Linked DNA regions of Homo sapiens: region 1 is linked to region 2. A link is a contact called in ENCODE Hi-C or POLR2A ChIA-PET data. All regions are on one chromosome and are shown on one strand. Each heading gives the region's core, a stretch centred on a gene start or an enhancer-like site at or near the end of the contact. The rest is flanking DNA. Distances are from core to core; before and after follow the strand shown.

What was found. A loop is a pair of places that touch in the nucleus more often than their neighbours do. ChIA-PET counts read pairs that join two places held with the same protein, here RNA polymerase II (POLR2A).
Region 1: a loop to region 2 is called in a map of posterior vena cava, with 13 times the contacts of the local background. The contact joins the enhancer-like site here to the promoter of LHX4-AS1 in region 2. A Hi-C loop is called at or near these places in 1 of 168 maps with a recorded cell type or tissue (posterior vena cava). POLR2A ChIA-PET finds 5 or more read pairs at or near these places in 2 of 52 experiments (GM10248 and activated CD8-positive, alpha-beta T cell).

What each region holds. Positions count from the first base shown.
Region 1 is chr1:180,967,806-180,974,066 of GRCh38, forward strand. STX6 (syntaxin 6) reads right to left here. Exons shown (of 8, transcript NM_005819.6): 8 at 4,920-6,261. It also overlaps the pseudogene MR1P1. Among named protein-coding and RNA genes, the nearest start is that of KIAA1614-AS1, 16 kb to the left of the region's middle. Within about 2 kb of position 1,714, at least 2 of the 41 ENCODE cell types and tissues checked have a DNase peak (open chromatin) inside an H3K27ac peak, as active enhancers do.
Region 2 is chr1:180,271,421-180,276,978 of GRCh38, forward strand. It overlaps LHX4-AS1 (LHX4 antisense RNA 1), which reads right to left and starts at 3,261. Exons shown (of 5, transcript NR_037642.1): 1 at 3,231-3,261; 2 at 2,517-2,692; 3 at 1,918-1,978; 4 at 1,193-1,272; 5 at 1-551. LHX4 (LIM homeobox 4) reads left to right here. Exons shown (of 6, transcript NM_033343.4): 4 at 1-114; 5 at 415-586; 6 at 2,765-5,558. The coding sequence ends at 3,159. It also overlaps a transcript of ACBD6 not described here. RefSeq lists an enhancer at 94-1,021.

The DNA of each region.
Region 1 (6,261 bases), core at 464-2,963, 690 kb after region 2:
CCCTATTTCCAAAGAATGCCACATTCTGAGGTACTGGGGGTTACAACTTCAACATGAATTTTTTGGGGGAAACAATTCAACTCCTAACACACCCCTACCCAACCTCTGTAGGTTCCCTCAATCCACCAAAACTCCTTTGGCTCCAGTGGATTATCTAGCAGTTAGGAAACCAAGATCATTAAACAAATTCACTGCAACCACAGCGAGACTGACTACCTTAGCTTACCTCTGTGAGAGGAGTTAAGCCAAATGAATCTGTAGAATTTTGGCGGGTTTGGGGGTATTTGGGGGCAGGGGACAGATGTTCTTCCTTGAAATCACAATACTTAGTTCTCTTCCATTTATAAGACTCACCCCTCCATCCCAACCCCTGCACCACAGGACAAGGAAGTGTTCTTGGCCTTCAACTTTCATCCATGATGGTGAAAGCACTTGCTCCTGATCTATTTGCCCACCAGCTTCTCCTCTGTAGCCTGAGGCTTCTGATGCCTGCCTGGCTGGTTCTCAGTAAGAAGGTCAAGTTCAACCAGAGAGGAGATGCTGATGCCTTTCAGTAGTTAAATATGAATTCAGACCCTGGGGCCTGGACATAAGATTTGGGGTCCCATCAGCTGGGCACGGTGGCTCACACCCATAATCCTAGCACTTTGGGAGGCTGAGGTGGGTGGATCACTTGAGGTCAGGAGTTTGAGAACAGCCTGGCCAACATGGTAAAACCTCGTCTCTACTAAAAATACAAAAATTAGCCGGGCTTGGTGGCATGCACCTGTAGTCCCAGCTACTAGGGAGAAGGCTGAAGCACAAGTATCACTTGAGCCCGGGAGGCAGAGGTTGCAGTGAGCCGAGATCGCACCATTGCACTCCAGCCTGGGCGACAGAGTGAGACTCAACCTCAAAAACAAAAAAACAAACAAAAAAAAATTGGGGGTCCCTTGGACCTAAGATTTCTGAAAACACTCAGACTATGGGGACCCCTGCTGAAGGAGAAGCCCCCAACTGTGGCTTCAGGGGAATGCACCAAGGCTCTCACTGAGGCCGCCTTCTCCAACAAGCTCCCCTCCTGCTTCCCCATGGCTGGCATGGCTGAGGAAAAAGGACACTGAGCACAGCCTGTGCATGAGCGGCTTGCCATGCCGCAGGATAAAACCCATAATGCCACTCAGCGTGCCTTGGTTGTAAATCTAGTTTGATTACAACACTAATCTCTGGCCATTTGTTCTGTTTCTGATTTGTGAACCAACCGAAGACATGAGCAGGGCCTCAGCTAACCCACAAATAGCACATGTGTGCAAACTGGAAAAATGAACCCTTCTTCTGGGAGGACGCCAGCCCAGGCCAGGTCACCCGGCTTGGCCAGCAGAACACAGAGTGGATTTTGGTCCCGTTTGTTCCCCAGTGGGGTATCTATCCTTGTGCAGGGCACAAGCTTACATGGTGGCTCTGGTCATTTCATTAGAAAATAGACAGAAATGGGCTGCACACCAGAATGAATGATTTGGAAGGGAGGGGTGATGGTATAAAAGAATAGGCCAATTCATTCAAAATGGTAGAAGCAGAATGCCAAATTCCATCCACTCTTACCAATGCCCTGAGCTGGGAAGCACAGGAAGCTGCTGCTTTTCCTCTCCCCTTTTTCCCCACTCCGTGTTGGCTGCACCAGCAGAGGCTTCTGTATTTGCCCTGGGCGGGAGTTGGGTATGAAGGTCTGGGCCAGAAGGTTCTGAGTTGCTGCGCTGCTGGGTGGCAGCTGGAAGGCCAGGCTGGCTGAAGCCCTGGCGAGGTGACACTGGGTCTGAGGCAGGTGCAGTGGCAGCAGCCAGACCTCTGAGGACACAAATGGGCTAGAGAGTGGGAAGAATGGAGTGGGGGTAAGGGGGGACAGCCTATGAGAGGAGGCTGCGGGATGAAGTGGGAAGCCACAAAAAATGGAAAAGGAAGTGAAACCAAGGGAGAAATAAGAGTGCCACCCCCGAGGCCGTCCTGGCCTTTCTTCCTTTCTGAGGCATCAGCGCAGATTCTAAGGTTACCTGAACTGACTGAGAGCTCTATTGTTTTCTGAGCAACACGACAGTGGTATAGAGAATTCCTGGAACACACTGGGAAGACACACGCTCTACAAGGTGACAATTCTGGGGAAATCTGAAGGGCTGGAATAATAAAAAGTCAAACATTTGGCATCCCATCAGCTGCTGAAACAACCCTCTCACGTACTTTAAAATACCCAAGACACACACTCTGCATATTACTCACGAAACAGCTACGAATGCACAGTCTGTGCATTACCAGTTCATGTCACACTGTGCCTCAGGAAGCCGCTGAGTGGCCTGGTCATGCATCTTATCAATCTTCTGGGAGAGGTTCTGCCTGACTGAATTGGCTTCCATAGTATTTGCACTTCACAGCTGAAATCCTTAAGAAAGGAGGTCAGCTTCTGGCTCCGTAACAAGTTGTTCTTGGCCACCCAACGGTTGCCCTTCCTAACTGGAGCCATGGTGCTTGGGTGGAGACAACAGGTGTAAAATGGGTCAAGTGAAACTGTGCTTGCTGCTCCGGCTGACAGCGAGCAGCTCTATGGCTACCCTAACATGCGACGGCCACCACCAAATTCAAACTCAGCTGCCACAGGCTGCCAAATGAGAAGTCGCCATCTTAGTCCCTCAGTGTCCAATACAAGGACGCTCCACAGTCAGGCAGCCAGTCCACAGGTAGGACTACAGTGCCCAGAAGTCATGGCGATTTTGTTTTCAGATTGACAGATAACACTATGTTTTCATCGTGCACGTTTTGAAGTATACAGAAGTGCCCCCTGCCCCACCGCCTTTTTGCAGGGATACATTCCAAGACCCACAGTGGATGCTTGAAACCACAGATTGTACTGACTAGATAAACTGTTTCTTCCCTTATATACATAGGAACTCCCTTGCTGAAATCTTTGTATAGGCACAGTGCTTTCCAGTGCAACCCATTTCTGAAACCTCAGAAAGTGAAACCGCAGATAAGGTGGGACTCCTGTGCAAGTGGGTGACATGACAGTGGACGAAGAAAATAAACATAAAAGTTGTCCTTTATCTAAGAAGGGAACGCAGTTCAGACAAGGAAGAGGAAGAGCAAAAGGTCAAGACACAATAACAGTTACCCAAGCTGTAGGGCAACAAGGGTTATCTACGGTGAAACCAACTGCAAGCCTGACACTCAAGTTTGACACGAGGATCTTCAAGACCCCCTTGGCCTGTGCACTCCAGCAGCCAGGGAGCAGATTTATGGTGTTAGTGAAGGACAGCCCTCTCTGACAGCAAAAAGATCTTCCTCACTTCCAGTGGGTGGTGGAACGAGCATACTACCAAGGGCCAGTGATTTGTGGAGGATTGATTTTGCACAACTGCATCTAGAGGCCTTGGGAAACCTCCAGCCCTCTAGCCATCTTGCCCAAAATGTGCGGACCCACAAACGAGAAGCAGCCAGACTTTTCTGATGGGCCTCCAATGGGCACTTCTGGGGTCCTGAAAAGACTTCTTCCCATCAGGTGTATTGTTTCTTTGATGTGAAGTTCCAGAGCAGGGAGTAGTGTTCCTCTGGGGAATTTGGAAAAAGGGAGACACACTGTTCTCACATCAGTTTTAAAGCTTTGCTGTTCACGCCTCATAACTGAGGTGACCCCAGAAATTGCTTGCTGAGTCCATGCAATGGAAACTTCTCATCATTTTCCCAGCTGTATTCTCCTCCCTGCTCTTTGACCGACTGCTCTCTGCCTCCAGTAACTCAGCATCCTCTTTGGCCTGCCCCACCTACAACTGTTGTGGCATGGAAGGACCCCAGGTTCTCAGAAAAACTGCCACCTCACCCTCCTCAGAGAACCCTTAGGATCTGGCATTTCCACTCTGTGTACGCTGGAGGCCGGGAGGCTCAGGCTCAGAAAGGTGAGAGCTCTGGGCCATGAGAGTGCACATCTAGGAAGCGGGGGTAACTGTACGAATTAAGGCCGGATGGCAGAGCAGGACAGGTCACAGGGGTGCCCACAGCAGCAGAACAGGCCATCTCACCACCCACACCCATCCCCCTCCTTCGGTGGGGGTTACTAAATGGGGCTTTGGGATCTCTCACCTTCTTTGCACACTAGTTCTTTTGAAGCTGGCCTGTGGAATGGTGTTTTATGTTTATCCTTGTTTACTGTAGACCAAAAATTGGTTTGGAGGCAGCTTCCAAGTCTTGTCCCTCTCTCTCACTGGTTAGTGGGAATTTGGATAAGGGAACTGTAGGGCTTAGGTCAGTCTAGGGTCTTTTTTTTTTTTTGAGACGGAGTCTGGCTCTGTCGCCCAGGCTGGAGTGCAGTGGCGCGATCTTGGCTCACTGCAAGCTCTGCCTCCCAGGTTCACGCCATTCTCCTGCCTCAGCCTCCCGAGTAGCTGGGACTACAGGCACCCGCCACCACGCCCAGCTAATTTTTTGTATTTTTAGTAGAGATGGGGTTCACCGTGTTAGCCAGGATGGTCTCGATCTCCTGACCTCGTGATCTGCCCGCCTCGGCCTCCCAAAGTGCTGGGATTACAGGTGTGAGACACCGCGCCTGGCCAGTCTAGGGTCTTATGTGACCAGCTGCAGAGTAAGTACCTCTAAGCTATCCATGGTCCCTGCCAGGTCTATAGACTCTACAGAGAGCACCGCTCTCATGGGTTCATGTGTACCTGTCTGGTGGCCTTGTTCCGTGTGTTTAGCCTCTGCCCAAGGCATGGATGAGTTACATGCAGTTAGTGGTGAGATCCTCATGCTGAAGCCAGCCTCTGTGCCCCAAGAAGTCATGGGCTATGATCCAAGAATCTGGGAAGTAGAGGTCTTACCCTCAGGCTTGGGTGGCTCTTTGTTGCATTTTGTGTTATTCTGCTATATGATCATTCTAGTAATTCAGTCCTTTTCAAGTTGAATTCTTTTCAGGTTGTTTTATTTTCCTTTTCCGGAGACTTTTGTACATACTGTTGTCCTGAGTAACAGTATCTCTAAGCTGAGTTACTCTGATCGGAGCTACTGAAAGGTACCTGCTTTCAGCAAATTCTGGTTTGGTTTTATTTTTTAATCAAAAAAAAAAAAAGGAGAGAAAGAAAAGAAAGACCACCCCCTATTAGAAGCAAAGGCCCTGGGAGGAGTAAGGCCTGTCACTGGGGCAGGGGCACTGTCCTCAGGGGCGGACTTTGCTCAGGGATGGCGCACAGTGACTGCGGGGGCTTAAGTCCGGTAACCCTTTGGTTTTATTTCTTTTTATTCTTGATGGGCAAAAAGCCTCCTTTAAAAAACATTATTCTTAAGAAACCTGGGAGAGAAAAAAATGCCAGTGAGAGGAAGACAAAGAAAAATTAGAGGCAGTACATTCCATATTTCAGAACTTTAGCTTTCCAGACAGTCCAATTTTGTTTTGTTTACAAATTCATCTTGCAGTACAAGGTGAAGCCAAATGGTACAAAGTCCACAGAATTGAAAAGCCATTCATATTTATCATTCAATTTTTTGATCTTCAAATGTTATGAATTCTCCAAAAAGGTAACAGGGAACAGATATCCCTTTGGTCTCACTTTATAGACAGGGAAATTACCAAAAGAAAAATCTTGGCTCTACCATCTCTACTTACAGAAGGTAAAACACTTAACAGAGACAGATTTCTGTTGGAGTTAGACTAGATTTCTTTTCACAGCCCTTAATCTCACGAGGTGAGAAGGAGTGGAAGTTGCCAAGTTGTTGGCTACCAGACCCATCAGTCTGTTTAACTCTGGCTAAAAGCAGAGAATAATGGGCAAGTTACCAAGTTTCCCCCTTCAGCTCTGGCGTGCATTCTGAAATTGTGGAAGATCCTCATGTAACACACACGCTGCAACCTGCATTTGCCACACAGTCCAGGGCATATAGAGCATTGTGATTCTTCACAGTCCGCAGAGACAAGACCAAAAATGAGGACTAAAAACTAAAGGTAGCTGAGTTTTTCAGATGGATTTTCACTCTGGCAAACTCAGTAGTTCACTCCCTCCCACCCCTCAAATCATTTAAGTAAAATGTTCTTCCAATAAACATAAATTGAGCTCTTCCTCTGTTATCCATCACATTCTGCCAGTTCTTTAAAACTGGAATATGGTACTAGGTACAGAAGGCTAAAGGGGTAGGAAAGCCCCAAATACTATAAAGATGCACTTATAAGCAGTGTGGGGTTATCACCACTGTCTACTTACTCTCCCATTCTAGGACACAGGGTGAAGAGACCACCTGGGTTCCCTCTAAAGC
Region 2 (5,558 bases), core at 2,011-4,510:
ACAGCCAAGCAGCTGGAGACATTAAAGAATGCATACAAGAACTCCCCCAAGCCTGCCCGGCACGTGAGGGAGCAGCTGTCCTCAGAGACAGGCCTGGACATGAGGGTCGTACAGGTGAGATGCCAGCACTCCTGTGCCCTCCGGGGATCCCAGGCCCGGGACAGGGGTGGAAGGTATCCTGAGTGACATCAGCTCACGGGTGGTTGGGCTCAGGGCTTGACCCCAGGGCTTTTGCCAGAACTGAAGACAGAGTTCTGAGGCCCACCTGGGGAGAGGGGGTGGGGCGCATCGCACTCCCAGACCTGTGCTCCATTCAGGCTTCAGTCTGCTTCCAGCCGCCCGCCTAGGGGGTCCTGGGGGCTTTGGGTTTGTGGTGGACGCCCCCTGAGTATGTCCCTTGTGCTTGTGTGGCAGGTTTGGTTTCAGAACAGAAGGGCCAAAGAGAAACGCCTGAAGAAGGATGCAGGGCGGCACCGCTGGGGGCAGTTCTATAAGAGCGTCAAGAGGAGCCGGGGCAGCAGCAAGCAGGAGAAGGAGAGCTCTGCAGAGGACTGTGGGGTTAGTGACAGTGAGCTGAGCTTCCGAGGTGAGCAGGGCTGGAGGGGCCAGGCCGAGGCCTTAGGAAAGTCCCCTGGGAATCTGTAATCCCTGGCACTCAGGAGGGATCTTTCTTGAGGCCTTGGCAACTCCCTCCTGAACACAGGCTTTTCCTTAAGACTTGCAGTGAAGGGTGGGGGAAATGGTAGTGGCCCTTTACCATGGGACAGGAGTAGGAAACAAGATTGCTGAGGTCTGGAAGCTGGGATGGGCCAGGCCCCGTCCTGTGGCCCCAAGGTCTCCCCTCCCCTCCTGCTGACTGGGGCCTCCCTCATCAGCCCACACAGCTATGAACAGATGACTGGGTTCCAGCCTTGTGCCCCTAGCCCCTCTCCCATCTTTGTCCCCTTTGCTGGGACACTGGCCTACTCCCATAGTCCCCTAGAGCCACCCCTTCCTCCAGTCCTGGTGGTGGGGAGGTCATGCTCCACAGGTTTTTTCCTGGGAAATCAGTACTGTGAGTGCATGTGAGATGGGGAACTGGCTTCACTTCCGAAATCCCTTTCCCCACCACTCACTTCATTCTGTCCCCTGCACACAAGCTTTGCAGCATGCACTATATTCAAATTCATGCATCAGCAAAATTGTAAATTACTGCATGTTATGAATCCTCAGGTTGTTTGCAAAGAATCATAACTGTTCTCAGGTACTGAGTTCTCAAATGTGGAAGGTCTTCTGCGGAGGGGGAAAGGGAAGAGTACTCAACTGGCGATCAGAGACCTGGTTTCCAGTGCAGCTCTGTCAAATCGATTCACTTCTCTTGAGCCCCAGTATTCCCAAGAGGAATACCATATCTTTGCCCATCTCACTGCGTTGTGGGGATCAATGAACACAACCAACTGTGGATGTGCTTGGGGAAAGCCTGGCACATTTGTATACCTGGAAGGCATGATCGTTCCCACAGGGAGCGTGTGGCTCCCGCAGAGGGCCCTGGTCATTTGGGATGACAGGTATAGGGAAAAGGCTAACTCATGGCCATTTGACAATGGAGTGGAGCCTTCATCTTCCTGCTCCCTTTAAAGAGCATGAGCTCCCCCCACCATGTTTTTTCATAAGGGGAATGGGGGGCAGGCCTCAGAAGGGATGGGGTGTTGAAGTCTAGTCTGGGGAGGCCTTATTTAGGGATTGGTGCAGAGGCCCAGGTGGAAATAGAAAAGGAAGTTTGTGGGACAGAGGATGGAACAAGTTGCCTGCCAGGACAACGATGCCCTGGGAGGACTCTAGTTCAGCCCAGAGGTCAGCTGAGCCCTAGAGGGCAGCCTCCTCTGAGAACACAGGGCCCGTGAGGCCTTGGGGACAGCTCATGGGACTAATACTCACCTTTTAGGCTTCTTGGCAGGATTGGGAAAGTCAATCTCATCTGGGCTGTTGAAGTCAACACCTAGAACATACTGGATTGTTAAGCTCATTTCTGTTGGGTGCAGGTGGGTCCCTGGGCTGACCTATCATTGGTTTCTCTGGGAATAATTTCTCAAAGACTAAAACTGCTCACCTCTGTTGGAGAGAGAAATTCTTTCAAGTGGCAAAGATTCCATTAGATCCCCTTAATGAAATTCTTTAAGAAAAAAGAAGGTTCATTTGCCTTAATCAAGTCAATTCTTTGTCCCCAGTGAAGAGCTTATTGAATACAGACAGAAACCAAGTCCTTTGATATTGAACCTCTCTTCCAGATAGACCAGAAGGATTTTGTACAGATGTCTAAGAGTGGTCCTCAGCTTCCCTGACCATATGGGCCTGCTTGCTTCCCAATCAACTAAACCAAGCCCTTTCTCAGCTTGAAAGCTTTCAGGGTAAATGTTGTCAGCATGTAGTTTCCATTTGTGATGTGGAGACATCTGACCCACCCAGCCTTAGGCATTCATCCTCCTCAGTGTAGCCAGAGTATTAGTACACGAGCCACAAGGGACCAACGAGCTCACCAAACATTTGTCCATCCTTCTGGGACCTGGGAATTTAGTCTTTGCAGGTGTTTCTTGTTTTTCTCCTTGGCCTGGGTTGGCCTCTGGATATCAGGCTGCCATATTGGTGTGTCTGACCCATGCTTGGCTGCAAGGCAGCTGCCATCCTTGGGCATCTTTCCTGGTCATGTGTGTTCCTAGGTTGTGAAGAGCAGGGGACCATCAGAGTCCTGGCAGCTGACAATAAATCTCCGTTCTTTTGTCCACAGAGGATCAAATTCTCTCAGAACTTGGCCACACCAATAGGATTTATGGCAACGTGGGGGACGTTACAGGCGGACAGTTAATGAATGGGAGCTTCTCCATGGACGGGACAGGACAATCCTATCAGGACTTGAGGGATGGGAGCCCCTATGGAATCCCCCAGTCTCCATCCTCCATATCGTCCCTGCCATCCCACGCTCCTTTGCTCAATGGGCTGGATTACACGGTGGACAGTAATTTGGGCATCATTGCGCATGCAGGGCAGGGAGTAAGCCAGACGCTGAGAGCCATGGCTGGGGGACCCACCTCTGACATCTCCACAGGAAGCAGTGTAGGCTATCCCGACTTTCCAACTAGCCCAGGCTCTTGGCTCGATGAAATGGATCATCCTCCTTTTTAAACTTCTCTCCTCCCCACCCTACCTGCCCCCCTGGCTTGAGAGAATATCTTCAAGGATCAAAAGAGACTTGCCTTTTAAGGATCGAAAGTACGCCAATGTGAATTTCCATTATTTTCAATGGAAGTCCTCCGCTGATTCCTAGAAGGCTGTGAGACCACACTAGGGCATTGTTTCCCTGGGGAAGCAGTGGGAGAGCAGACTCATCTCAGAACACAGCACAGGGGGTAATGGCCTAGAGCTCTAGGGACACTGGCTTGTTGGGTCTCTCCCCTGCTGTTCTGCTTAGGGGCTTGGCTGCTCAGTGCTTTGGTAGCACAAGGTGACTGTGATAGGCCCCCTTGGCCTTTGGGAACTTTGCTCCAACTGGTGTGTCTCACACAATGCCTCCCAAAACACTGCTCTCACCAGAACTGAGACTCCTAAGGTAGAGGCCTCACAGCCCTTGAGTAAAATAAAAGTGATTTCTGGACCATCCTTATTGAACCCTATATTTCAAAATGAAAAGATCAGTTATTAAAGGTCAGTGAACACTTTGATGGCCAGTTTGATATTAAAAACATGCCCCCTCCTTTTTTATTTTTGCTGTGAAGATATGAATTCTTTCCTACAAACCAGAGAATATGAACCTGTTTTGGTTTTTAAGTGTCCCATCTATATCATTGACTCTGATGGCAAGAGGTGGTTTTCATTGCAGGTGACTGAGGCTGAGCTGAGTAGCCCTGGACCACCGCTGCAGATTGCCTGAGTCGTCCCCTTGGTGCACAGTGTGCCTTCTTCAATTGCTTGTATCATTTATTCCACAAGACAGGCTGTGGGCTGTAAAATGAGCAAAACTAAAATGTGGGGAGAACAAAATGACAATCAATCAGTGAACATTTGTAGACACATTTGGATTCCAAACCTGCAGTCTGTTCAGCCATATCGGCTGATGCCAGTCTTCCAGAGTTCCCCATCCCTTGTAGGGTGAAATATTTGGAGTCTGTTTTGAAGGAGTTGGTTTAGATGAGCTTGCAAGTCTACCCCTCTGAAAGCTTTCTCTGCTGTCCTAGCTGACTCAATTGGAGGACAGTTTTGGTCATTTCCAGGAACCAGCAATTTTTTTTTGGCCTACCTTGGTTGGGAAGAGTAATTTAGGGAGCAGCCCTAAAATTGTCCAAAGGGTTCTAAGTGGTTCTTGGGCTGCATCTCTCTGGATTGCTGGCTGGACACCTGCCATGCCTTGGGCTGCAGTCCCATGGTCAGAAAGCCAGAACTCTCTGGCCAGTGGTGGTGCAGGGACTCCCCGTTGTGCAGGTTTGCAGTAGCAAATCACTAAGCCTGAGGCCAGAGCAAGGCCAACCCCCGCTTTACGAGTTGCCACTCCTGCGACAGACTGCACTGCTGTGGGAAACGCTGTCCTGAATGGTGCTGCAGCTCCCACCCACCTTGTGCACCCATCTACCATCAGGAAGCTCTCCATGTGCAAACTGGAATTTAGCCAGCTGGAATTTATTCCTGTCCCTCTGGGAAGCTGTGTTTGCTTCTTCTGGCCTCCCATTCTCTTAAATGAGATCAGCAGAGTAGGAAAGGGTGAGAAGGCATTGCCTATCACATGAAGTGATGGGGCCAGAGACCCTAAGGACCCTTCCTTCTACGAATGGTTGGTCACCTTTTGAGGACTGCAAAGACTTAGGCATGTCATAGGCAGACTAAAGGAAGAATACACAGTTCCTCTTGGACTGCTACATCTTTTGTAAGCCCTTTTCCAGGACTAAACTAAGTTCAATTAAGTAAGTTCTTTAAAACAGTAAATTCCGGGATCAGCCTTCGGGCCCTCTTCTCTGACCAATTTTATAGCGTACCCTCGTTTTTTGGTGTGCTGCAGTGGTCATGATTTTTGCTTGAGAAGTCTGCAAACATAGACACTTCTCTTGAGGTTCCATGTTTATGGATGATGTTGTGTTAATCCTAGCCAATTCTGTGCTATTGGGAATTCTCCAATCATGAACACTGGGGTGGGGAGGAAGACACAAATGCCATGTGAGGAAAGGAAAATGCAGTCGTCTTTTTGGAGGATGGCTTTTTAAATACACCCTTCTTAGCAGGCTGCTTAAAATACACAGGAGAAAAGGCTCTGCTGGGCAATGAACCAGATGAAAAGCTGCCCACCCAGATCACTGTTGCAGGTTGACTATTTGGCTTAGCAACTCATGGGATTTCAGAGGCCCTTGAAGTTTTTGGTGAGTATAGTGTGGGGGAGAGCAGGCTTTTTAAAAGGGGGGGGGGCATCCTCCTCTGTGTAGCACTGTTTAAGATCACTGTAAGTAAGTTGACCAGTTTTTGTAAGTTAATCATACTAATTCCCAGTTCAATAGTGGAAGGAGAGGCCTTCCTCATTTATACTAATAATATAATAAATC